Linked DNA regions of Homo sapiens: region 1 is linked to region 2. Evidence: read pairs that join two places in POLR2A ChIA-PET (ENCODE). Cell type or tissue: PC-3. All regions are shown on one strand. Links, peaks and the distances in the headings refer to the core of each region. The heading gives the core; the rest is flanking DNA. Region 1 has its middle 27 kb from the start of SLC60A1. Region 2 overlaps ELK4 (ETS transcription factor ELK4).

Region 1 (16,652 bases), core at 5,197-13,196, 83 kb before region 2:
GCAGTTTGCCGGCATGGTTTGCAGTTACTTAAGAGGGTGGCTGCTTTCCAGAGGAGGAAGCTGATGCTGAGGTTGATGATGTCTCCCAAGGCTCTGGAAGTAAGGGGCGGGCCAGGGCTCCATTCTCAGCTCAGCACCAGTTCTACCGAAGGAGACCTCCTCACTTTGCTTGTAGGCAGCCAGACACCAAAGTAGGGTCGTAACTCAGACAATTAGTGCTTGAGGGGAGGAGAAGGGCTGGGAAATGCATTGGTGGGAATTGGAAACCAGACATTTATTAAGTTCCCTGCTGGGTGCCAGGCAGCCCTGTGCCCAGGCATTGTCTCACTGAATCCTCATAGAAACCCCCCTTTCTCCCCACTTTGCAGATGAGGACAGGAGCCTCCCAGGGGTAGCCTGGGGTCACATACCAAATTAGAATCCCAGGTGTCTGCCCCCCAGCCCTGTGGTCTTTAAGGAGTGGGAGGCGTGGGGAGGGTGAGGTGGAGATAGTGCAGAGGCCCTGGAGGGAGGAAAACACACAAGGAAGGATATGGGCAGATGCTGCCTTGAGGAGCACTTTGCAAGGCAACTCTTGTGGCAGGCAGAGGTGGCCCAGAGTCGCTGGGGGCAGCCGTTCTTGCTGCTGCAGCTGTGGCCCTGCTGAGGAGGCACACACCTAGGGGCTTCTGACATCAGGCATGCTGAGCTTCTGCCCTAGAAAGCTGCCAGGGCTGGGAGTGCCGGCCAGCCTGGGGGTGTGGAACTCAGCTGGACAGGCCTACACCAGGCCTTGGATATGATTGGTGCTCAAAAAGTGATGGCTCCGGAGAAGGAAGCTGGGTTCGGGTGTGAAGAGGGGCTGAGTGATTTTGGCCATGAGCTGCCACTGGGCTCCCAGGGACCAGGCTGAGCTACAACCCAACCCAGTGTCCTGGAGCCCTCGGTTTCCTGGGCACCCCTGCAATCATTTCCTTATGCCGGTGACTCTCAAAAACAGGAGCCTGCCCCATTCTGCTGGAATCCCCGGCCCAAAGCAGCCTTTTACAAGTCATTCCCCCTCAGGCCTCACTTGTCACCTGCCTGCTTCTGGGACAGGTCAGGAATATCCAGGGTGCAGATGCCGTCCCCTCCACCATGGCCACTTGGCAGGGGCATTTGAGGCATGTAGCAGCCCTGCAGCTTCAGACAAAATGTCCTATTTGCTGAACTCTACAGGGTGGGGGTGATATCAGCTCCTGTGCTTGGCACTGCCCACATCATCTTGCACCCCGGTGGGACCTGGAGCTCGCTCTCCCCTGCCCCACCCTCCTGTGGGCTCCCATTCACCCTGCCCCTACTCTCTGGGTCCAGTGGTCAGGGCTGATGTCTAATAGGCCACCACTCCTCTACCCTGCTAGGCCCCCTGGGTCAGCCAAGTGTCAGACACTGTTGCAGGCCTGCTCCTTTCCTCCCTTCTTGAAGCATCCCAGCCTCCTTTGGGCCATCTCCCCACCTCTATCACTGCTCAGACCCTTGCTTTTGGCCGTGACACTCTACAGCACCCCAGTGAGCCCCTCTATCTCCAGAGCAAATCATCAGCACCATGAATTAGCCACAGCCTCCTCCATGCCTGGCCCTGTGCTAGATGCCAGGGACACCAAGATGCATGACATTCCACCCCTACCTTCCAGAAGCTCAGACCTGCCGGCAGAGATGGCCTTGATTACAACAGGTTTTCTCAAGAACCCACTGTGCACCCGGTGCTGTGCTAGGCACTGAGGATACAGCCGTGAACAAGATGGCCAAGCCCTACTCTCATAGAGCTTATGTTCCAGTGGGGGGTATAAGACGTTATCCAAACCAACAGGCATATCAAGGGGTCATAAGTGTGATGAGACAAAATAAGGCAGGGGCAGGTTTGAGGGGGAAGAATGTGATGGCATAGGGAGGGGAACTGCCTGGTCAGGGAGGGACCTCTCCATCAAAAATGAGCTATGGGCTGGGCGTGGTGGCTCACACCTGTAATTCTGGCACTTTGGGATGCCAAGGCAGGCAGATCGCTTGAGCCCAAGGGTTTGAGATCAGCCTGGGCAACATAGCGAGACCCCGTCTCTATTTAAAAAAAAATTAGCTGGGTGTGACGGCTCATGCCTGTAGTCTCAGCTACTCAGGAGGCTGAGGTAGGAGGATCACTTGAACCCAGGTCGAGCCGCAGTGAGCAGTGATCATGCCACTACCATCCAGCCTGGGCAATGGAGTGAGACCCTGTACCAAAAAAAAAAAAAAAAAAAAAAAAAGTGAGCTATGTTGTGTAAGGGGGCCAGGTGGACAGCCAGGGACAGAGTATTCCAACAAAGGCCCTGAGGTGAACGTACTTGAGAATGAGTGAGAGGCAGTGAGGCCAGGGCACAGTGAGCCAGGCAGCATGGCAGGAGGGATGTATCATGTGGGGCAGTGGCTCTGCCCATTAGATCCACCTGGGAAGTGCTTAAGATCCACTGCCATCCGGCCCCAGCTCAGATTGATTCAGATGACCCTAACATGTATCCAGGGTTGAGAACCGCTCACTCGTGCGGGGTCTTGCGGGCTGTGGTACGGGTTCTGGATTTTATTCTGAGATGGGAAGCCACTGGCCTCTGTTTTTAAAGGCTCAGAGGGTCAAATAGGAGATGTCAGCCCCTATAAGGAGGGTGATGGGGCAGGGAGAGGAAGGATCCCCCAGGTGGTGGTAGAGCAGCAGCAGGTGTGGTGGGAAGGGAGAAGGGAAGCACCTGCTCTCCTGTGTTGCTGCGAGAGGGACTGTCATCCTAATCCCAGGGAGGGCCACAGAGGCTCTAGGGTTAGGTGACCTGCATGGCCACACAGGGAGTAAGGTGGACTGTCAATTACAACCCAGGTCAGCCTACCTGAGCAGCTGCCTCCGGGCAGGTGTGGGCACTGGCACGGACACTCCACCTCACTTGTTTGCATGGAGGATGGGCATCTGGTTTCCAGGGACTGGGAAATCCTTGCCTTCTGGTCACCTAAAAGCATTGTCTGACAGGCAGCCAGTTGACACCTGGGGGTTGGGCAAAAGTCACTATCCCCCACCCCACCAAGTGCCCCCTGAGTGATGACTCAGCCCCTCTTCCGGACCCTCAGAACCTCCCACCATCTGCCAACTAAAAGCATCATTGGGCACCAGGGCCCTGCTCCCGCCCTAGCTGTGGAGGCCCGGTGGCTGGCATCATTGCTGATGGTCAGTGCCCAGACTCCAGGGAGTGTGTGCCAATTCTCCTAGACAGGACGGGTGGGGCCAAGGGCAGCTCTGATGAGATTGCAGGTGCCACGTGGCCACTCCCGCTTCCTCCCTTGTTTTCTCCTCTTCCTTCTTCCTGCTTCTTTTTACTTCTCTCAGTGCCCCTTGGGGGCACTAGGTATTACTCAGTGGGCGGCCCTGAGTAATACTGAAACCCAGAGATCAATAATTTGACCCAGCCTCTTGTCTAAGGAAGGAGATTTTGCAGCCTCTCCCTTGAATCAACCCAAGCCTCCAGTCCCTGAGATGTGTTCTCAATGCCAAGCATCAACCCTTGCTCCTGCATCCCTGGGCCCTTCCTGGTGATGTGACGCAAACATGGAGAGCTGAAGCATGGACAGGGCGTGGCAGGGAGGATCCCCGCTGCCCTCCTGCATGTGGTCAGCACTCCTGCTTGCCCCTTTCTGGGCTAGAAACTTCTAGCCCAGTTCCTCATCTTCCTGTCTCCTCCAGAGCTCCTCCCTCCCTAATTTACTCATTATCCATCAGATGGTTCCAGACTCTGTGCCAGGCTCTGTTTTCAGTACCCAGGATACAAACTTGACCCTGACTTAGACCCCACTCCCAGGAGCTCAGCATCTCAGAGGCGGCTAGGATAATCTTTTCTTCCTCTCAGCTTCTTAAGGTCTCAGCTACTTGGGGGAAAGACAGTTGTCCATTAGTCATTCTATTAAAATTTCCTAAGGTTTTTTTTTTTTTCAAGAACAATAAAATGTTTTAATGTCCTCATGTTTTCCCTGGAGGAGAGATTGGCTAAGTCCTAGGTTCCTGGGAAGAAGGAATCTTGAACAACCAGGGAAATAACACACAGGCTCCAAAATCACAGACTTGGATTCAAATCCCAGCTCTACGGCTTGCAAGCTGTGTCACCTTGGGAATGTTCCTTAACTGCTCTGTGCCTCAGTTTCCCTCTCTGTAAAACGGAGATAGTGATAACACCTATTTCACAAGGTTGTGAGGATTTAAGAATGAATATTCAGGCCGGGCGCAGTGTCTCATGCCTGTAATCCCAGCCCTTTTGGAGGCCGAGGCGGGTGAATCACTTGAGGCCAGGAGTTCGAGACCAGCCTGGCCAACATGGTGAAGCCCCATCTCTATTAAAAATACAAAAATTAGCCGGGCGTGGTGGTGGACCCCTGTAATCCCAGCTACTTGGGAGGCTGAGACAGGAGAATTGTTTGAACCCAGGAGGTGGAGGATGCAGTGAGCTGAGATCGTGCCACTGCACTCCAGCCTGGGTGACAGAGTGAGACCCTGTCTCAAAAAAAAAAAAAAAAAAAAAAAGACAAAAAGAGAATGAATATTCAGGAGGGGCCTGACCCAGAGTGCTAGGTGAGTGAGCTTCACATCCTCACTCTGCACACTCCCACCCACTTCTCCACAAGCAGGAATTCCAGCTTCCTCCCTCCTGGAAGTAAAGTGGAAGATCATATGCTTTTATTTCTTGCATTCTTCACTCTTGATAAGATCTCAATCAGCAAGAATGTATTAAGAACATCCTACTTAAAAGATTTTGCAAGACTTTTAAAATGACCTCAGCCCAGAGTTTTTTCTCCACGGAAGCTTTAAACGTAGCTGGGGAAGTAAACATGGAAAGAGAATTTATGATAAAAGGCACTGGGTCAGGCGTCACTCAAAGTGGATCCGCTGCCTCTTGAGGTAGTAAGTGCTTTGTCCCCCAGACTGGGAAACCACTTGGGAATTCCAGGGGCATCACTGCCTCTGGTATGTCTTGCCAGGTTCCTGAGGAGCCAGCAGCCAGATCTGCACCTGGCCTGACCCTATTCCTTGGATCTTTCTTTTTTGCTGTGCGGAGTAGCAAGGTGTAACTGGCAGATGAGATACCTTCCTCAGAGAAGCCAGAGGAATGTGGCAAAGCATGATCCTGGGCTTGCAAACACCCTTCTCCTTGGATTCCAGGATGCCAGGGGTATCCTCTCAGGCCTGTCACTGGCTTTGAGGCCAGACTTGGCTTTTCAGGACCTGAGACTGATTCTGGGGTGTGGGAATGAACTAATCTGGGACTTTTTTTTCTTTTTTTTGAGACAGTCTCACTCTGTTGCCTAGGCTGGAGTGCAGTGGCATGATCTTGGCTCACTACAACCTCTGCCTTCTGGGTTCAAGCGATTCTCATGCTTCAGCCTCCCAAGTAGCTGGGATTACAGGCATGTGCCACCATGCCCAGTTAATTTTTGTATTTTTAGTGGAGATGGGGTTTCGCCCTGTTGACCAGATTGGTCTTGAACTCCTGGCCTCAAGTGATCCACCTGCCTCGGCCTCCCAAAGTGCTGGGATTACAGTCATGAGCCACCATGCCCAGCCCACAATCTGAGATTCTTAAAGCTCGAGTTGATGAGAGTAGGAGGGCCACCTCAGGGAACAGGAGATGGGGCCAGAGGTTAGGGCTCAGTACTGTTTCCTGCCTTGGGCAGATGCCTTGAGTGGGTACCTTCAGCCACCTGTGATTCCACACCTCCAGCCAGTGTTCCACTTGGTAATGGAATTTACTGCCTGGCTTCTCTGTAGAAGATGAGTGGGGGTGGGGCGAGGTTGAGATTTATAAGCAATAGAGGCAGTGCTGTGCCAGGCTGCCTCAGCCTAAGTCCTGGCACCACCACATCCTAGTTGTATGAACTTAGCCACATCGCATGGCTTCTCTCTGCCTCAGTTTCCCCACCTACAAAATGGGGTGATCATAGGATGAGTGTGGATTAAATGAATTAGTACATGAAAAGCACGCAGAGCCCAGGCACGGTGGCTCACACCTGTAATCCCAGCACTTTGGGAGGCCGAGGCGAGCAGATCACAAGGTCAGGAATTCGAGACCAGCCTGGCCAACCAACATAGAGAAACCCCGTCTCTACTAAAAATACAAAAATTAGCCAGGCATGGTGATGCACACCTGTAATCCCAGCTACCCAGGAGGCTGAGGCAGGAGAATCGCTTGAACTGGGAGGCGGAGGTTGTGGTGAGCCAAGATTGCGCCACGGCACCCCAGCTTAGGCAACAGAGCAAGACTCCGTCTCAAAAAAAAAAAAGAAGAAGAAGAAGAAGGAGGAGAAGGAGGAGGAGGAGGAGGAAGAGGAAGAGGAAGAGGAAGAATAAGAAGAAGAAGAGCACGCAGAATTTACTGGTCATGTAGAAAGCATTACACAGTGTAAGCTGTTGTTATGTCATCTTTCCCTGAGGGTAGAAGCAGGCATCACCCACCTTCTCTGTTTCACTGTGAGGGCTGTGACCAGGAGGCAAAGGCTTCTTACTAAAAGGAGGAATGGTTCCGTGGGGCACACAAGTGAATAAAACCCTTTCTGTCTATGGAGAACTACCTGTCCTCCCAAAATGCCATTAGAGTTTGGGAATTCTGGTGTCCCTTACTCTAACAGATACCGATGTTAGGCAAAAGGCTATGAACTTAACAAACATTACCTAAATTTTAAAACTTTTTAAAAGTTAAGAGACAAATCTTTTGGGGGCCAGGCACGGTGGCTCACGCCTGTAATCCCAGCACTTTGAGAGGCCGAGGCAGGTGGATCACCTGAGGTCAGGAGTTCAAGACCAGTCTGGCCAACATGGTAAAATCCCGTTTCTATTAAAAATACAAAAATTAGCCGGGCATGGTGGCATGCACCTGTAATCCCAGCTACTCAGGAGGCTGAGGCACAAGAATTGCTTGAACCCGGGAAGCGGAGGTTGCAGTGAGCTGAGATGGTGCCACTGCCCTCTAGCCTGGGCAACAGAGTGAGAGTGTCTCAAAAAACAAAGAAAAAAAAACTCCCTGGGTCCAGGTCCGGTACTCACACCTGTAATCCCAGTGCTTCAGGAGGCTAAAGCGGGAGGATTACTTGAGGCAAGGAGTTCGAGACCAGGCTGGGCAATATAGCAAGACCTTGTTTCTACAAATATTTAAAAAGTAGCCAGGCATGGGGGTGCATGCCTGTAGTCCCAGCTACTCTGGAAGCTGAGGCAGGAAGAGCGCTTGAGCCTAGGAGTTTGGGCTGCAGTTAGCTCTAATTGCACCACTGCACTGGAGCCTGGGCGACAGGGCAAGACCTTGTCTCAAAAAAAAAAAAAAAAGTCTCCTTGGCTTAGACCACTCTGTGAAACACTAGAGATTCAGAAATAAATAAACAGTGTTCTATCCTCAAGGAATTCACAGCCTGGTAAAGGAGAGAGATATCGGTTGCAGAAATGTGGTAGGGATTATCCCAGAGATTGTAAACAGCTGCCCAGATGACTTGCTCCTTCCACCTCCCTCCACTCCCCTTCCTCAGCCCCTGCAGTACCTACCTGGTTTGCAAGCCTTGTAAACTGAGTTGGGCCTCACTGCTAGGCTCATAGCTGTGAATGAAAATATGAGTGAATACAAACATGAAATGTCTGCTACATTAGGAACTTGCTGGAACCCACTCTTGCCTGGCCAGCTCTCTCCCTTCCCTTCCATGCAGCAGCAGGCACCTCGGGCTACCCCTGCTGCCTTGAGCTTAGACTTTAGACTCGAGTCCCCATTTACAGTCACGGGGTACAGCCAATCTTGTTTCTAAGGTGTTTCCAAACTCTACTCCCCAACCTCCACTCCTAGGTGTTCCTGGGCTGCAGAGGGCCTCCAGAGAGGCTTCAGGACATTCCACTGACTGTCCCACTGTCACCACTAAGGGTTGAGCCTCCTCGCTAGCAAGGTGCCTAAGCCCCTTGTACCCTGGCTCCGACTTCTTTGCATACTCTGCAATCTTGCTACTAGACCAAGGACCCATTTTCCCCAAGGGCACCTCCTACCTTAAGCCCTTGTGCCTGAGTCTGTCCACGTTCCCTCTGTTTGGACTTCCTTCCTTCCTTCCAGCTCCCTGCAGCACCAGTTCCAGTTCAGTCACTGTGCCTTGGGCAAACTCCCTCACCTGGCTGAGACCTTGGTGCTTTTGTCCCTACAATGAAGGTGGGTCCTGGATGCCCTCAGAGTCTCATTCTTGCTCCTGGATGTTACATAAACCTGTCTGCTGTCACTTTCGTGTTTTATAATCCCCCCTCTTCTTCTTTCAAACATGCCTCAAACTCCCTTCCTCCAGGAAGCCTTCCTTAATCAGCCCCGTGAATGCTCCCATATGTGCTCAGTTCTGGTGGTAGCAAGTGGGCCTATGCCAGTGCTGGTGCCAAGGGGTCCACAGGGGCCTTAGCTCCCTCATAACCTCCATTGCCTGAAAGGCCACCCAAATACCTATAACCTAAGTGAAAAACAGAGCTTAGCATAGAAACAGTGACCACTTCTCAGTAAATCCCCCAAGCATTCTCCCAATCCCCAACCAGACCTACCCCAAGCCAGACAGTCTAGAAATTCTAGTTGTCTATAGTCTACACTTTTTATTTTTTTGGAGACGGAGTCTCGCTCTGTCACCCAGGCTGGAGTGCGGTGGCGTTATCTTGGCTCACTGCAACCTGCACCTCCTGGATTGAAGCAATTCTTCTGCCTCAGCCTCCCAAGTAGCTGGGACTTACAGGCACATGCCACCATGCTCGGCTAATTTTTTGTATTTTAGTAGAGACGGGCTTTCATCATGTTGCCCAGGCTGGTCTTGAACTCCTTAGCTCAGGCAATCCGCCCACCTTGGCATGCTGCTCTCAGCGCACACAATGGGCATGGGAGAACAATGACGAGGAGAAAAACATCCCGCCCGCGCGTCCATGGGCTCACATCCTCCTTTCCCAAAGTGAAAGGATTACAGGCATGAGCCACCGCACCCAGCTTAGTCTACACTCTTGTATCTAGGTTTTCAGTGTCTAAGTCTCTTTCTTGGGTTTAAGTTGTAAGCTGCCTGGGATGAAAAGCGCCATGCCTTCTAATTCCTGGCTGTGACCTCCCCCAGTGGCTTTGTCAGAGGAATGACACCACCTGGTGACCAAGTATTTTTTTAAATAATTATTTGGGTTTTTGTTTGTTTGTTTTTATTTATTTTTTGAGATGGAGTTTCACTCTTGTTGCCTAGGCTGGAATGCAATGGCACAATCTCGGCTCACTGTAACCTCCGCCTCCCAGGTTCAAGCAATTCTCCTGCCTCAGCCTCCCAAGTAGCTGGGATTACAGGTGCATGTCACCATGCCTGACTAATTTTGCATTTTTAGTAGAAACGGGGTTTCACCATGTTGGTCAGCCTGGTCTCGAACTCCTGACCTCAAGTAATCCACCTGCCTCAACCTCCCAAAATGCTGGGATTACAGGCGTGAGCCACCGCGCCTGGCTAATGTTTTTAATAATTATGAAAATGCTTTCACGCCCAGTAGCCCTTGTTGCCTCACCTTCTGTGAGGGAAACAGAGCATGCACGATTTCCCCATTTCAGTGGATGGGGAAACTGAGGCTTTGGGATTTTGAACTCCTTGCACATGGGAGGTTAAGTGGCAACACTTGGCCTCCTACCAGGCACACCCCTGCCCCAACGCTGTGCACCGTAGGTCAGTAACTCTGAACTGTTTTGTTTGCCAGCTCAGGTTTTAATCCGTTTCAGCATCGGGCCGTGAGCAGTGGCCGCGGGGCTAGCAGGAGAGCCAGAATAAGCAGATTTGGCTTCTAATCTGACTCACCCAACTGGTTCAGAATGCAGCCAAACCGGGGAAATTTGGGTGAGCTCCTCCTCTTCCCCTCCCTCACTTGCTCTCGCAGTTGTCCTCTAGCACCTCTCTCTATCCCTCCCTCCCCGTCCCCCCGCCCCACTCCCCCAGCTCTGGGAGCGCATGCGGGGGCGGGGTCCTAGGAGGATGTGAGCCCATGGACACGCGGGCGGGATGTTTTTCTCCTCGTCATTGTTCTCCCATGCCCATTGTGTGCGCTGAGAGCAGCACGTCACCAAGTCGCCTGGCAGGCTCTCAGCAGAGCTGGGGAATGTTTCCGGAGTGGACTAATCCATTATGAATGGCCGAAACTTTTTAAAAGCTCTGGCGTTTCTTTGCATGGCCAGACTGGGAGAGCCAAAGAGAAGGAAGGATTTGGAAACTCCTGGCTTTGAGGCTACAGGTCCCAGGGACCTTGGCAGACCCGTGGTTTGCCAAGAGGGCCTTTCAGACTGGGCCTGCCACCCAGTGAGGGATCTAGGAATGTCACGTGGAGGGGAAATGGCAGGTGGGGCCGTGGATGGAGGGCTCAGCTGGAGGTGTGGAAGGAGTCAAAATTGTATTATTTTTTGTTTACAACACCTGACCCCAACTTGGGACTTGGGATGGCTCACACCTGAGTATGGGAAAGGACCTAGTCACCTTTGAAAGCTTCACTGAGCTCCCCCCAGAGGAAATGGAAAGTCAGAATTGTTTTGAAGTGGGTCAGTGTTTGCCAGTGGGTGAGTAATGCTCAGTGCTCCCAGCTCTTTCCTCCCAGAGAAAGCATTCCTCTATGCATCCCTCTCTTTACCACTAGGCTGGGGGTGCCATCTCTCCGAGGTGCCCAGTGCTTTGCGTACATTTCTTCATTGTTTGATTGGTCTTGTGAGAATCAACTCACAGCAAGACCAATAAGCTTGTGTAGTAACCTATTTCTTTAGATGAGGAAACTGAGTTTCACAGAGACTGAGATTGCTCCAGACCACGCAGCTACTTTGTGGCAGAGCTGGGACTGGAACCCAGGTCTGTGACACTCCAAAGTCCATGTTCTGCGACAGAATTTCTCAAGCATTCAGGTGCATAAGTGATGGCTGGGGTGCCAGCCGAGAGTGCAGATTTCTGGGCGCTGTCCCCTCTTCCTCATCCTAATTCAACAAATCAGAGTTGGGGGCAGGAATCTGCATTTTTGACAAATAACAGGTGATTCGGAAGCGGTTGGGGCAAGGTTGAGAAACACTGACTTGGGGCTCTGTTGTTGTTGTTATTGCTTGAGACAGAGTCTTGCTCTGTCGCCCAGGCTGGAGTGCAGTGGCACGATCTTGGCCCATTGCAACCTCCACCTCCCAGGTTCAAGCAGTTCTCCTGCCCCAGCCTCCCAGTTAGCTGGGATTACAGACGTGTGCTACCACGCCTGGCTAATTTTTTTTTATTCTCCAATTTAAAACTTTTAATTAAAAAGTAAACTTCAATGTCAAAAATGCAAACTTGGGGAGGGCAGAAGTATCACCCACAAGGCTGTCACTTCACACTTGGAGGGTTGCACAGCGGCCAGGCAGAGGCACTCCTCACATCCCAGATGGTGGGCGGCGGCCGGGCAGAGGTGCTCCTCACTTCCCAGACAGGGTGGCGGCCAGAAAGAGGCACTCCTCACTTCCCAGACAGGGCGGCGGCCAGAGAGAGGTGCTCCTCACTTGACACGTGGCTAATTTTTGTATTTTTAGTAGGGATGGGGTTTCACCATGTTGAGCAGGCTGGTCTTGAACTCCTGACCTCAGGTGATCCCGCTGCCTCAGCTTCCAAAGTGCTAAGATTACAGGCGTGAGCCACCACGCCCACCCAGGGCTCTGTTTTATGACGTCAGCCAAAAGAGCAGCAACCTGGTCTGAAAACAGGCGCAGGCTAGGGCCCTGCTGAGCCCTCAAGGGGCGGCCCTCTCCCCTCACTCCGCCTTCACCTATAGAGTGAAACCCAAGAGAAGTAGCCCCATCTCTCAGAAGGCAAAGGACCCATCTTCTGCCTAGAAAATCTCCCATTGCACTTTATAACATTTTCAACCCCCAGAGAGAAACCTGAACCACACCGGAACATTTAGTCATCCCTCAGAGGTTTATGGGCCCCTTGCCATGAGTAGGGGTTGGGACAGATACCACTCAGATGGGTGTAAAGCAGGTTTCTCAGAGATGGGTGCATCAGGACCCTCCTGCTTCAGAATTATCTGAGGGTCTGCTAAGAATGCAGAGTCCTGGGCCCTACCCCAGACCTCCAAAGTCAGAATCCCTGGAGGATGAACTCTGGGAATCTGCATTTTAAATACTCTCCTCAAGCAATTCTGTAGCAAGTAGACGTTTGAGAAGTGGTTTCCTGAGAGTCTGGGAAGGAAAGAAACTGGAAACGCTGTAGCTTTGGGTCCTGCGGGTTAAAGACCACAGTAAGACACCCAAACTACATTTGTCAGCCGGGAATCCCTGGAGTGCAGCTGTGGATTTGTGAAAGGAGAGCTGCACATGGCACGTGGAGGTCTGGGTTTGAATCCTGGCTTGGCTACTCTGTGATTCTGGACCAGTGACTTAATCTCACGGAGCTCAATTCCTCACATGCCAAATGGGATACTCTAGTCCACCTCCCAGCATCACCATGAGGACCTAGTGAGCATGCCGCAGCTCCGAATGAACAGCGCGGGCTTGTGCTGCCAGGAGCTCATTCTGCATGATGTGGCTCTAGGCAATGCCATCAATGGGCTCCTAGTAGCCTCAAGCTGGAGCAGACCCACTTCACTCTGCTGGGGAGCCAAGGGCTGGGGTGGGGTGGCTGGTTAGAGTTCAAAATCAGACTCTGGACCCATGGGGTGGCCCAGGGTACCCAAAGAGGGTCAGGGGTCAAGCTGTGCCTCACAAGACCCTGAAAAGGAAAGTGTAACCCTAGCAGGATAGCCTCGTGGTTAAGGGCATAGGCTCTAGAGCCAGAGGGCTCAAATCCTGGCTAGTGTACTTGCTAGCTGAGCGACCTTGGGCCACTTACTTCACCTCTCTGTGCCTCAGTTTTCTTATGTGTAATATGGAGATATAAAAAACATACCCACTTCCCTGACACAGGGGAAAAGTCCTCAAAATATGTCACACAATATTAGCCATTATTGACTATTAATGGAAGGATTTTATGCATGGGGAGTCTTTTAATAGTTGACTTCATAGTTGTCTGTGTCTGTGCAGGGCTGTGTGCCCTCCACATCCAAGTTTCTCCCTGGCTGCCCTAATCTGGAGATAATGCTGAAAATGGAGCCAGATGTCCAAGACTTCCAGCTGGGATTTATCCTCTTGGTAAATCTGCTAGGGTATAAGGATAAGGATGAAAGCAACGACAGCCAGATTAGGAAGTATCTCTATTAGTATCTCTTAAACCAAGGCTGCTTAAGAGAAAGCATAGATGGACATAAAAGGAATTTGACACCTGCTCTTCTCTCTTTTTTTTTTTTTTTTGAGGCAGAGCCTCACTCTGTTGCCCAGGCTGGAGTGCAGTAGCGCAATCCTGGCTCACTGCAACCTTGACATCCCGGGCTCAAGCCATCCTCCCACCCCAGCCTCCTGAGTAGTTACAACTACAGGTGTGCCCCAGCATGCCTGGCTAATTACTTTATTACTTGTAGAGACGGGATCTCGATATGTTGCTCGGGCTACTCTCTAACTCCTGGGCTCAAGGAATCCTCCTGCCTCGGCCTCCCACAGTGCTGGGATTACAGGTGTGAGCCACTGCACACGGCCTGCTCTTCTCTTCCATTTCCTTTAGGTTCAGTGAGGCATGGTGGCTCACGCCTATAATCCCAGCACTTTGGGAGGCCAAGACAGGTGGATCACTTGAGGGTCAGTTCAAGGCCAGCCTGGCCAACATGGTGAAACCCCGTCTCTACTAAAAGTACAAAAATTAGCCGAGCGTGGTGGTGCACATCTGTAATCCCAGATACTCAGGAGGCTGAGGCATGAGAATCGCTTGAACCCAGGAGGTGGAGGTTGTAGTGAGCCAAGATCGTGCCACTGCACTTTAGCCTGGGTGACACAGCAAGACTCCATCTCAAAAAAAAAAAAAAAAAAGAGACCAGCCAGGTACAGTGGCTCACGCCTGTAATCCCAGCACTTTGGGAGGCCAAGGTGGGCAGATCACCTGAGATCAGAAGTTCAAGACCATCCTGGCCAATGTGGTGAAACCCCGTCTCTACTAAAAATACAAAAATTAGCTGTGCGTGGTGGCGCGTGCCTGTAATCCCAACTATTCGGGAGGCTGCGGCAGGAGAATCCCTTGAACCAGGGAGTCAGAAGTTGCAGTGAGCCGAGATGGCGCCACTGCACTGCAGCCTGGCGACAGAGCAAGACTCTGTCTCAAAAAACAAACAAACAAACAAAAAACATTTCCTTTAGGTTCAACTTCCATGTGGACTGGGGGGCAGGGCTTGGGTAAGAGATGGGTGCAGGCAGTCTGTGAATTAAGGGATCTTTGCACGCTGAGAAACTGGGAAGGAATGGGATTCTCTGCCAGCTATGCTCTTCTCCATGAATCTGCTAAAAGGCAAGGAACCATCTCAAATCCTCTGAGAGGAAAGGAGATAGATTGGGGTTGGGCCCTGCTTCAGTCACTCCCCTGCTCCTGTCTCCTCCCCTCCTGCCCAATTTTCTTTTGGACAGATGCAGGCAAGAAGACTTGGAAGGTTCCTAGGAGGGAGTGGAAGTGTCAGGACAAATGTGTTACTTGGGCTCCCAGCCCCATTTTCTCCAAGATTCCTGACGGGATGTGAGAAAAAGCCCTCCTCTTGCCCCTCTCCTGAGGCCAACCAGCCGTCCCGAGAGCCCCTGTTCCTCCAGCTAGACCTCTGGGGGTTGGTCGGTAACCATCCTTGGTTTGGAAGATGCAGCTCTGTCTGAAGGATGCTGCTAAGTCGAGGGCCCCCCCCCCAGTGGGGAACAAGCACTGCAGCATGTCTGGCAGAACACCCCGGAAAGAGTGATGCCCAGAAAGGAGACACCACCATGAAGAGAGGACTGTGGCCAACTCGGACTCTCGTAACCCAGCCATCTCACAGAAGGTGGAGGAAGCCAACAAGGGCTTGTGGTCATTCAGCTGCATTTGCCAGCACTCGGCACGCCCCCTGAGTCAAGGCGGGGGCCATCCTAGGTGGCAAAGGGACAAGAAGACAAGGTCCACACCCACCAGGAATCCAGGCCAGTGGGAAACAGTTGGCTACATAGGCACAAAGGAAGAGCCGCTGATTCTATCTGGAAGGGGGTGACACACAAGCTGCACAGTGGAAGCTGGGTCGCATTTCTGCAGGACAGGGGAGAACAACCAAGGGGCCATGTTCAGAAACCACCGATCCTGCTGTGCTGGGGGAGGTTGGGAAATGATAGGGGAGGAGGATGGAAATGCATTGAAGACACTGAGCTTGGTCCTGTGCACCATGTGGGGGAGGGCAGCATCCATTATTTTTTTGGCTGATTATTAGAATTGATATGCTTATCATAAAAAAAATTGAGGGAGAAACAGAAATAGGATAAAGATTAAAATCACTCATATGCCAACTACCTATAAACAACCACTGCTAGTTAATATTTTAATGCTTTTGTAAACCAAGAATTTTGTGAGGCAGGTGTCAATTAATTTAGAGGTTTATTTTTCCAAGGTTAAGGATGCACATCCAGAAGACAGGTCTGTGCCTGTCTCCAAGGATGATTTTGAGGGCTTCAATATTTAAAGAAGAAAGGGTGGATATTGGTGAAAGGAAGAAATTTTTAAAAGGCATGGGTAGATAAGAGGCAAATGGTTGCATTCTTTTGAGTCTTTGATCAGCCCTTCACATGTGAGAGGTGGGCAGAGGACTAGTCACCTATGCATTCATCTAGCTCAGTGAATCTGCATTTTTACATAAGATAAAATAAACATAGGGGCCAGCATGGTGGCTCAAGCCTGTAATCCTAGCACTTTGGGAGGCCAAGGCAGGTGGATCACTTGAGCTCAGGAGTTCGAGACCAGCCTGGGCAACATGGCAAAACCTAATTTCTACAAAATATACAACAATTAGCTGGGCATAATGGCACATGCCTGCGGTCCCAGCTACTTGGGAGGCTGAGGTGGGAGGATCACCTGAGCCCAGGGAGGTAGAAGCTGCAGTGAGCTGTGATCACGCCACCATTCCCTCTCTATAATCTTTTGCTTTATTTATAAACAGTGCTGCAATAAATAACTTGGTACATACGTCATGTTTTACATGTACAACTCTGTATGCAGGATAACTTCCTGGAAGTGAAATTGCAGGTCAAAGGGCAGGTGCAGTTATCATTTTGGTGGATATCACCAAATAGCTCTCCATAGAAGTGATGTTAATTGCTTTAAAATGTCCTTCTTTTGCTGTAAATGAGGGACATAATAAAGTCTGAATTTAGAGCTGGTAAGGCTGGATTAGGGGAGGGTTGGCAGGGACCAGCTAGGAGGCTGCTACAATCGTACAGGAGAAACCGCCTGGAACTGAACTACGGGCCAGAACCACTGGACTAAGGCAGTAGAAGAAGCTGGAGCCCTGAATTCAAGGAACATGCCAGACTTAGAACTGACAGGACACAGACATGATTGGCATTTGGAGGTGAGGAAGCAAAGGTCTCTGACAGGGACGAGTGGGAAGCTGCATCTGAAGTCAGAAACAAAAGCAGCCCAACAAGCTGGGCGTGGTGGCTCACACCTGTAATCCCAGCACTTTGGGTGGCTAAGGCAGGAGGATCGCTTGGGCCCAGGAGTTCAAGACCAGCCTGGGCAAAAAAGGCGACACTCCGTCTCTA
Region 2 (9,924 bases), core at 1,142-9,141:
TGGCAGCAACAGGTTCAACCGGTGGCTTTTTGGAAGGTGTCGTGACAAATTTGATGACAGATGGTGTGGGCTCCTGAGGAGATTTTTTCTCTGCCAGTTTCTCGGCTGGATTCTCAGTCTTTATCAATTTGAAAAGCTTTACATTGGAGGAGTTCAAAGAGTTGAGAGTAAATGAAGAATATAAGCCAGAGTGTATGTAGTCATTGCGGCTAGAGGTCTTGGCACCAGGCTGAGGTGGTTTATCTTTCCCTCCATTCTCCACATCTTTGGAACTGCTGCTGACTTCACTGAAGTTTAAACTTTCACAGTCACCCTCAATCCTGCCCACTGTCATTGGATCCATGTTCAAAATCTCTGGATAAGAGACAAACTTGTACACAAACTTCTGACCATTCACTTTTTTGATGATATTCTGTAGGTTAAAAAAAAAAGCATTTTTATCCTTTCTTATAAACTTATATCCCATAGTTCATGAAAAAGCTGGCATCGGCCAGGCACAGTGGCTCATGCCTGTAATCCCAGCACTTTGGAAGGCCGAGGAGGGCGGATCACGAGGTCAGGAGATTGAGACCAGCCTGGCCAACATGGTGAAACCCCGTCTCCACTAAAACAGAAAAAATTTGCAGGGCATGGTGGCGTGCGCCTGTAGTCCCAGCTACTCAGGAGGCCGAGGCAGGTGAATCCCTTGAACCCGGGAGGCGGAGGTTGCAGTGAGCCAAGATCACACCACTGCACTCCAGCCTGGTGACAGAGCAAGAGTCTGTCTTAAAAAAAAAAAAAAAAAAAAAAAAAAGAAAAAGCTGGTAATGAGGTTCTCCATTTTAGAAGTAGACATCACTTACTTAAAACTTTCAAAATCACCTAAATTCATCTAGCCATACCAAACACAGTCCCTACTATTATGGAGAAGTTAAGGCAAGAACATTTAAATGTCTTATTAACAACTGAACTAATATGTTACATAAAAACTGAAGGATTTTAATTGCTTACCACTCTCAACCAAATATCTGTGCAGATTAGAACTCCCTGAACTGCAGTCTCAAACAATTCCAAAGGTATAAGCCATACACATCCTGAGTAAGCAAAAAGGAATTTATTTACTTATTTTTTTGAGATGGAGTCTCACTCTGTCACCCAGGCTGGAGTGCAGTGGTGTGATCTCAGCTCACTGCAACCTCTGCCTCCTGGGTTCAAGCAATTCTCCTGCCTCAGCCTCCCAAGTAGGTGGGATTATAGGCACACATCACCATGCCCAGCTAATTTTGTATTTTTAGTAGAGATGGGGTTTTGCCATGTTGGCCAGGCTGGTCTTGAACTCCTGACCTCAACTGATCCACCCACCCCGGCCTCCCAAAGTGTTGGGATTACAGGCGTGAGCCACCGCGCCCGGCTGTGAAAAAGGAATTTAGAACATAGTATCTGTTAAGGTTCTTACTTCCTTCAGAAATTCCAGTTTATCTCCAGACAGGAAAGCTGGTAAGATCAACCACTTAATGGTGAAAGAGCCCTGCACAGTGGCTCACGCCTGTAATCCCAGCACTCTGGGAGGCCAAGGCAGGTGGACTGCCTGAGGTCAGGAGTTCAAGACCAGCCTCCCGTAGAGATGGTGAAACCCCATCTCTACCAAAAATACAAAAATTAGCCAGGTGTGGTGGTGCATGTCTGTAGTCCCAGCTACTCGGGAGGCTGAGGCAGGTGAATCACTTGAACCTGGGAGGCAGAAGTTGCAGTGAGCTGAGATCACGCCACTGTGTTCCAGCCTGGGCAACAGAGCAAGACTCCGTCTCAAACAAACAAACAAAAAAAAGTGAAAGAAATTAAGATCTCAGCAATTTTAACTAAAAAACCAACTCTGTGTATAAACAGCTACTACTTAAGGTATAAGGTTTTAATTTGTGTTCCCTGGGTTAAACTAAAACTAAAAATTAAGATATAAAACGTATATATGTAGATATATGTGTGTGTGTATATGTACATATATGACTTTTCTCCCCAACAAGACAGGGTTCTCATGGAGTGCAGTGGTGTGTGATCATGGCTCACTGCAGCCTCAACCACTTGAGCTTAAGTGATCCTCCTGCCTCAGCCTCCTGGGCACTGGGACTACAGGTGTACACCACCGCGCCACACTGTTTTTTGTAGAGACGGGGTCTCCCTGTGTTGCCCAGTCTGGTCTCAAATTTCTGGGCTCAAGTGATCCTCCTGCTGCAGCCTCCCAAAGTGCTGGCATTACAGGCATGAGCCACTACTCCAGGCTTCACAATTTTTAAAGTAAATTATGACACACATGAGAATATTTACTTATCCTCAAGAATCTCAAATTGCCTTTGTCATATTCCAATTCTGTACATATTTTTTCTTTTAAAGACAACTGTAATTAGGAATAAAATATGTGTAATGGGAGTAAGTTAATAAATAAAATCTGGGGCAGCTGGCTGTGATGGCTCACGCCTATAATCCCAGCACTTTGGGAGGCCAAGGCAGGTGGATCACCTCAAGTCAGGAGTTCAAGACCAACTTGGCCAACATGGTGAAACCCCACCTCTACTAAAAAAATAAACAAATAAATAAATAATAAAAAATTAGCTGGGCGTGGTGGTGGCCACCTGTAATCCCAGCTACTTGGGAGGCTGAGACAGGAGAATAGCTTGAACCCTGGAGGCAGAGGTTGCAGTAAGCCAAGATCGCACCATTGCACTCCAGCCTGGGCGACAGAGTAAGACTCCGTCTCAAAAAAAAAAAAAAAAAAGAAGAAGATTTGGTAGAGATTCAGCCGGAACATTTATACCTTGTATCCTAATTCCAAACTGCTGAAGCTACAAAATACACTGGATTAAAATAAACTAGGAAATTGGTATCTATAACCTCAACAGAAAACAAGGAATCTTTTTTTTTTTTTTTTTGAGACGGAGTCTCACTGTCACCCAGGCTGGAGTGCAATGGCACAATCTTGGCTCACTACAACCTCCGCCTCCCGGGTTCAAACGATTCTCCTGCCTCAGCCTCCTGAGTAGCTGGGATTACAGGTGCCCACCACCACGCCCAGCTAACGTTTTTTTTGTATTTTTGGTAGAGACAGGGTTTCACCACATCGGTTAGGCTGGTCTTGAACTCCTGACCTCAGGTGATCCACCCTCCTTGGCCTCCCAAAGTGCTGGGATTACAGGCGTGAGCCACTGTGCCCAGCCAAGAAGGAATCGTTCTTGTCTGGAGGTTCTCTGTATAGTATAAGATCAGGATGTGTACTACCTTTACATAATAGTATCTGAGGGCTCGGCTGAGTTTGTCATAATTCATGTTAGGCTTGTTCTTGCGAATCCCCCAGAGACGAGCCACCTCTTCTGCCTGCAAAAGCTTAAACTGCCCATCATTAGAGGTCCAACAGATCATGTGCTTGTTCTGAGGCTTCTGCAGGAGCTGAAGAAGGAACTGCCACAGGGTGATAGCACTGTCCATAGCAATGAGCTGAAAGAATATAGATAAGATATGTGATAATATTAACAGCCAACACCTATTTAACACTGTATGTCATGCACTGTTTTAAGTGCTCTAAATGTATTAATTCATCCCCACATTTCTATAAGGTAGATACTACTGCATCCTCATTTTACGTAAGAAAAAACTGATTCATAAGAGGGTTAAGGAACTTGTACAACATCACACAAGTAAACGGTGAAGCTAAGATCTAAGCCCAGGCAATCTGGACCCAGAATCCAAACTCTTAAGGATGCCACGCTGCTTAAGAAATGTCTTAAGCAACAAGCAACTTGCAAGGAGGATAAAGCTAGTTCCCTAAATTATAGGAAAAAACAATGATTGTCAATCACTAGTGACTGTCAATCACTGTTGTTAAATTTGAATCCTAAAATCTCATTGCTGTATTCTCTCAGGAGACCACCATTCCAGCATCTGTCTAAATCAACCCGGTTTGGTTATCTGCCTGTGAGTGTATGTGTTTGTGTCTATCTCAGGGTGGCCCAGGGACTGAGGTGTAGGGAATAATCTACTTTTGCTCCAACTGGTTTCCATCACCATAAATGTCATTTACATACAAATTGGCAGCATTTTGAATTCAGCAAAGTGTTCTCTTTTCTGTCACTGTTCTGTCCACAGTGATTCCATCTGCAAAGATTCTCCTTTGATTAGCAATCTTTATGTGATTATCAAGGCATGGATTGAAGAAAAATATTTTAATATCTTAAGTTTCAGGATCTCCCTGTTTAGGCCAGAGTTTCTCAATTTTGGCATTATTGGTTTTGGGGGCCAGATAATTCTTTGTTGTGGGAAGCTGTCCTGTACACTGCAGTTTGTCTAACAGCATACCCGGCCTCTACCCACTAGATGCCAGTAGCACCGCCTGCCCCATTGAGACCATCAAAAATATCTCCAGACACTGCCAAATATTCCCCCAGGGGTCAAAGTCATCCCGGTAGATAACCATTGGTTTAGGCAAAGGAGCAGCAAGGAATGCTCTCTCATAAAGGTATTTTCCTCATACAATTTCAAAACACCTTTCTATTAGGAAGAATTCTTTAGGGCAGAAACTCTGGCCAAATCCGTATAAGTGTGTCCTAAGAATCTTATGATTGAATACTTCACACACACAAAAAAAAACAAAAACAAAAAACCTTCCTTTCTCTAGTAATGAGATCTCAATGGGTTAGAATAGAGTTTGAAAACAAATTATATCAATACCATTAAAACACTACAAGAACAGATCAAAACTGGACTACAACAAAATTTAAAATTGTTGTGCTGCAAATAATGCCATCAAGTGAGAAGACAATCCCCCAAATGGGAGAATATTTTCAAACCATGTATCACAAAGGGAGCCTGCATCCAAAATATATTAAAAAACGCCTACGACTAAAAAAAAAAAAGCAAAGAATTTGAAAAGACATCATAGCAAAGAAGATATACAAATAGCCAATAAACACACGAAAAAATGCTCTACATTGGCTGAATCTGCCTACTTGTCGCCACTATCACTGCCACCCACCTCCCGGCTCCCCCAGGTTCCTTCAGCCCAGCCTAGTTCAGCCGGGTTCCCAACAGGATGAAATTCGTGTACAAAGAAGAGCATCCGTTCAAGAAACGGGCGGCTCCGAGAGCAAGAAGACTGGAAAGAAATACCCGGACCGGGTGCCGGTGATAGTAGAAAAGGCTCCCAAAGCTCGGATAGGAGACCTGGACCAAAAGAAATACCTGGTGCCTTCTGATCTCACAGCTGGTCAGTTCTGCTGCTGCTGCTTCTTTTTTTTTTTTTTTGTGAGATGGAGTCCCACTCTGTCACCCAGGCTGGAGTGCAGTGGCGCAATCTGGGCTCACTGCAACCTCCGCCTCCTGGGTTCAAGCGATTCTCCTGTCTCAGCCTCCCGAGTAGCTGGGATTATAGGTGCATGCCACCACGCCCAGCTAATTTTTGTATTTTTAGTAGAGGTGGGGTTTCACCATGTTGGTCAGGCTGGTCTTGAACTCCTGACCTCATGATCCGCCTGCCTTGGCCTCCCAAAATGCTGGGATTACAGGCATAAGCCACTGCGCCCGGCCCAGTTCTACTTCTTGATCCAGAAGCGAATTCATCTCCGAGCTGAGGATGCCTTGTTTTTCTTTGTCAACAATGTCATTCTGCCCACCAGTGCCACAATGGGTCAGCTCTACCAGGAACACCATGAAGACTTCTTTCTCTACGTTGCCTACAGTGACCAAAGTGTCTACAGTCTGTGATGCTGCTACCCCTGAGCTGGAAGGGGGGTCTCATTCTACAGAGAGGTGGCCTCCCTTTCTTGACCTCCTCCTCCAAGCTCAAACACCACCTCCCTTATTCAGGACCGGCACTTCTTAATGTTTGAGGCTTTCTTTCCAGCCTCTCTTAGGAGGGGTAATGGTGGAGTTGGCATCTCGTACCTCTCCTTTCTCCTTTCTTCCCCTTTCTCTGCCCGCCTTTCCCATTCTGCTTTAGACTTCTTGATTGTCAGTCTCTGTCACATCCAGTGATTGTTTCAGTTTCTGTTCCCTTTCTGACTGCCCAAGGGGCTCAGAACCCCAGCAATCCCTTCCTTTTACTACCTTTTTGGGGGGTAGTTGGAAGGGACTGAAATTGCAAGGGGAAGGTAGGAGGCACATCAATAAAGAAGAAACCACCAAAAAAAAAATGCTCTACATAATTAGTTATTAGGGAACTAAAAATCAAAACCATCTGAGAAACCACTTCATGCCTACTTGGAAGGCTATAATCAAGACAGACAGACAATAACAAATATTGGCAAGGATGCAGAGAAATTGAAGCCCTTGTACATTGCTGGTGGGAATGTAAAATGGTGTAGCCACTTTGGACAAGTTTAATACATGACTCAACAATTCTACTCCTAGGTATATACCCAAAAGAAATGAAAACATACATCCATACAAAAACTTACACAGGACTGTTCATAGCAGAATTATTCATAACATCTAAAAAGTAGAAACAAACTAAATGTCCGTCAACTGATGAATGGATAAATAATATGTGGCACATTCATAATGGGGTATCATCCAGCCACAGAAAGGAATGAGGTACACACACACACAAGGACAAACCTTGAAAACATTATGCAAGTGACTAATAGAAGCCAGTCCACAAAAGACCACATATTGTATGTTTCCACTTATATGAAATGTCCAGAATAGGAAAATCCAGACACAGAAAATAGATTAGTAATTATTTAGGACTGGGGGCTAAAATGCGGGGAAGAGAAGTGGGGAATGATAGAAAATGGGTACAGGGTTTCTTTTGGGGGTGATGAAAATATTATAAACTTAGGCAGGGCGCAGTGGCTCACGCCTGTAATCCCAGCACTTTGGGAGGCCGAGGTGGGCTGATCACAAGGTCAGAAGATCGAGACCATCCTGTCTAACACAGTGAAACCCCGTCTCCACTAAAAATACAAAAAATTAGCTGGGCGTGGTGGTGGGCGCCTGTAGTCCCAGCTACTCAGGAGGCTGAGGGAGGAGAATGGCGTGAACCTGGGAGGCAGAGTTTGCAGTGAGCTGAGATTGCGCCACTGCACTCCAGCCTGGGTGACAGAGCGAGACTCCGCCTCAAAAAAAAAAAAGAAAAGAAAATATTATAAACTTAGATTGTGTTCATGCTTGCACAAAACCCACAGCATATTACACCTAAGGAGGTGAATTTTATGGTATGTGAATTATATCTCAATAAAGATTTTTAAAACAAACAACACAACAAACACTATAAAAGTTAGGTCTGGGAAGACTAATTCTAACAACATTTAACTCACAGAAGATGGGATTCTTAAGGGTCAACTATACCTACTTCCAAAAAGGGCAGAGATAAGAAACTGTAGTGGAAAATAGTTGGGTTTCTATAACTTTTCTGAAACACTCAAAATGTCCTCCAGTAATCCTCACGATTATCACTTTGAAGCTGGTTGTACAGAGACAGTCACCTAAAAGTAACGATGGGAAAATAATAAAGGATAGAAAGGGAGAGATGCTGCCCACAGTCAGAATTCATGGAAAAGCTGAGGCCATGAGTCCCAAGTCTCTTTCATCACAGTCATGTACTCTGTCCATTAGGGAAACCACTTTCCAAATAAATAAAAGCACTCATATCGCTAATTGATTGTAAAAAAGCATTACATATTAGATACCGATAATAATCCACAAATATGAAGTGCTACCTTAATGCCAAATAACCATGCCCGCTAGAAATCGGTTCCCCATAGCCTCACTTAAGCGGGGCTAAAATAGCGGTTTTATACTACGGCCATTAAGTATGGTGGAAGCAGGCAGGGATTCCCTGTTATGTCTCTTGAGTTTACCTGACAGGCCTTTCTTCTGATGATGCCTAATGATGGCAAGTTACCGTTCTACTACAGTTTTCCCACTTAAACAATTATTTCTAATCTAATCCTGTTAAAACTACTCTCTAGTAAATGTTATCTTAAGCCAAGAACTCAATTTCCACATTTCCAGACATCACCTTCATATAAGACTGCTTATAGGGGTGGAGTATGAATCCATTCGTGAGATGATGAAGGAAAGACAGAGAATGGGAGTCTCTAGCCTACACAGATGTGGTGCCTATTATTCCATTTGTTTTTGAAAAAATTCCAACACCCGGATCCTAGAGTCTTAATACCTATTATGTAGATAACATTTCAGCCCTACAAGTTTAAAGCCTCAGCTATACATCTAAAGACAAAAACAACAAATTAACGTCTCCATAATGAGCACCCAAGGAGACTCCCCAAAATAACAGGTGTTCCCCAGATGGTACAGGTTTAACTTGCACCTTCCCTGTTGGTTATCAGTGGAGCAGCATGTATTTAGTCAAACACTGGTGAGCTGTTGGCTGCTTTAAGGTAGAACCGAGCTGTTGTGGAAAATGCTGATGCTTATTTAGCAACTACAGTGTGTCTACGATAGAAGGTTGAGGACAGTAAAAAAAAAAAAATGGCTTTGGCCGGGTGCAGTGGCTCACGCCTATAATCCCAACACTTTGGGAGGCCGAGGCAAGTAGATCACGAGGTCAGGAGATGGAGACCATCCTGGCTAACAAGGTGAAACCCCCGTGTCTATTAAAAATACAAACAATTAGCCAGGCGTGGTGGCGGGTGCCTGTAGTCCCAGCTACTCGGCAGGCTGAGGCAGAATGGCGTGAACCCGAGAGGCGGAGCTTGCAGTGAGCCGAGATCGTGCCACTGCACTCCAGCCTGGGCAACAGAGCAAGACTACGTCTCAAAAAAAAAAAAAAAAAAGAAAAGAAAAAAATGGCTTTGAGGTTTTAGACTGAAGTATTAGAAATGAATTTTGAGAAAAAGATATAAAGTGGACATTTTCACTGGGTACTTTAAAGGAATATTTTATTAATTCAATTATGATATCGTTATTCTTTTGATTGAAAAGCAGCCAACGTCTTCTTACATAGTTAAGTCAAAACTCTTCATTTTAGTTTCAAAAAGTGTGGTATTAACAATGATCTTCAATGATTTCATCAGATATAAAAGAGAGCTGGCCGGGCACAGTGGCATACGCCTACCATCCCAGCACTTTGGGAGACCAAATCGCTTGAGGTCAGGGGTTCTAGACCAGCCTGGCCAACATGGTGAAACCCCGTTTCTATTAAAAATACAAAAATTACCTGGGCGTGGTGGTGGGCACCTGTAATTCCAGCTACTAGGGAGGCTGAGGCAGAAGAATCATTTGAACCCAGGAGGCGGAGGTCACAGTGAGCTGAAATCACACCACTGCACTCCATCCTGGGCGACAGAGCAAGACCCTGTCTCAAAAAATAAATAAATAAAATAAAAGCTAAAGAAAAAAAATCCCCTAAGACAGTTATTAAAAATTATGTGGTTGCTTCATGCCTGTAATCCCAGCACTTTGGGAGGCCAAGGGGGGAGCTTGAGCTCAGGAGTTCACGACTGGCCTAGGCAACATGTTGAAACCCTGTCTTTACCAAAAATACAAAAAATTAGCCGGGTATGGTAGTGCGTGACTACTCGGGAGGCTGAGGTGGGAGAATGGCCGGGAGATGGAGGTTGCAGTGAGCAGACACCACATCACTGCACTCCAGCCTGGGCAACAGAGTGAGACCTTGTCTCTAACAAAAACAAAAACACAACAAAACAAAACCAAACAAAACCTTTTATTCTTGTTACCTATCAAAAAAAAAAAAGAGGCTAATTACTTGATTTTCCTTCTTACAGGAATCCCGAGTTTTCCACAATTGCAATTTTTAAAGTTTAAAGTTATAACAAAGGAAGAAAACACTTAACTGGTCCAAATGAAGGTATTTGATTTTTGAGGGGGTAAAGGCTGAAAACATAATTGATTCTATTTTAACACTTCAAAGATAGACCAATCCCTGTCCTAAATTGAAAGGGAGCATGTTGAAGTAATGTATTAAGGAAAGGAAGT

What was found. ChIA-PET counts read pairs that join two places held together with the same protein. Peaks named below come from ENCODE experiments on the same cell type or tissue, not always from the same donor. Only the 100,000 strongest peaks of a DNase experiment are listed, where the experiment ranks them.
Region 1: POLR2A ChIA-PET joins it to region 2 with 10 read pairs; 14 of 35 experiments call an interaction of 5 or more read pairs at or near these places.

The regions. Positions count from the first base shown.
Region 1 is chr1:205,533,633-205,550,284 of GRCh38, forward strand. No RefSeq gene overlaps it. Among named protein-coding and RNA genes, the nearest start is that of SLC60A1, 27 kb to the right of the region's middle. RefSeq lists enhancers at 2,805-3,306, 9,909-10,203 and silencers at 9,769-9,818, 9,919-10,048. In PC-3, for the core only: a CTCF peak has its summit at 10,552 (motif pointing left); DNase peaks (open chromatin) are centred at 9,959, 10,539 and 11,939; H3K4me3 peaks cover 1,337 bases; H3K27ac peaks cover 3,448 bases.
Region 2 is chr1:205,620,427-205,630,350 of GRCh38, forward strand. ELK4 (ETS transcription factor ELK4) reads right to left here. Exons shown (of 5, transcript NM_001973.4): 2 at 3,250-3,465; 3 at 1-412. The coding sequence starts at 3,456. It also overlaps the pseudogene LOC100420878. Among named protein-coding and RNA genes, the nearest start is that of ELK4, 6.6 kb to the right of the region's middle. RefSeq lists an enhancer at 8,360-8,629. In PC-3, for the core only: no CTCF peak of the experiment used is centred there; no DNase peak of the experiment used is centred there.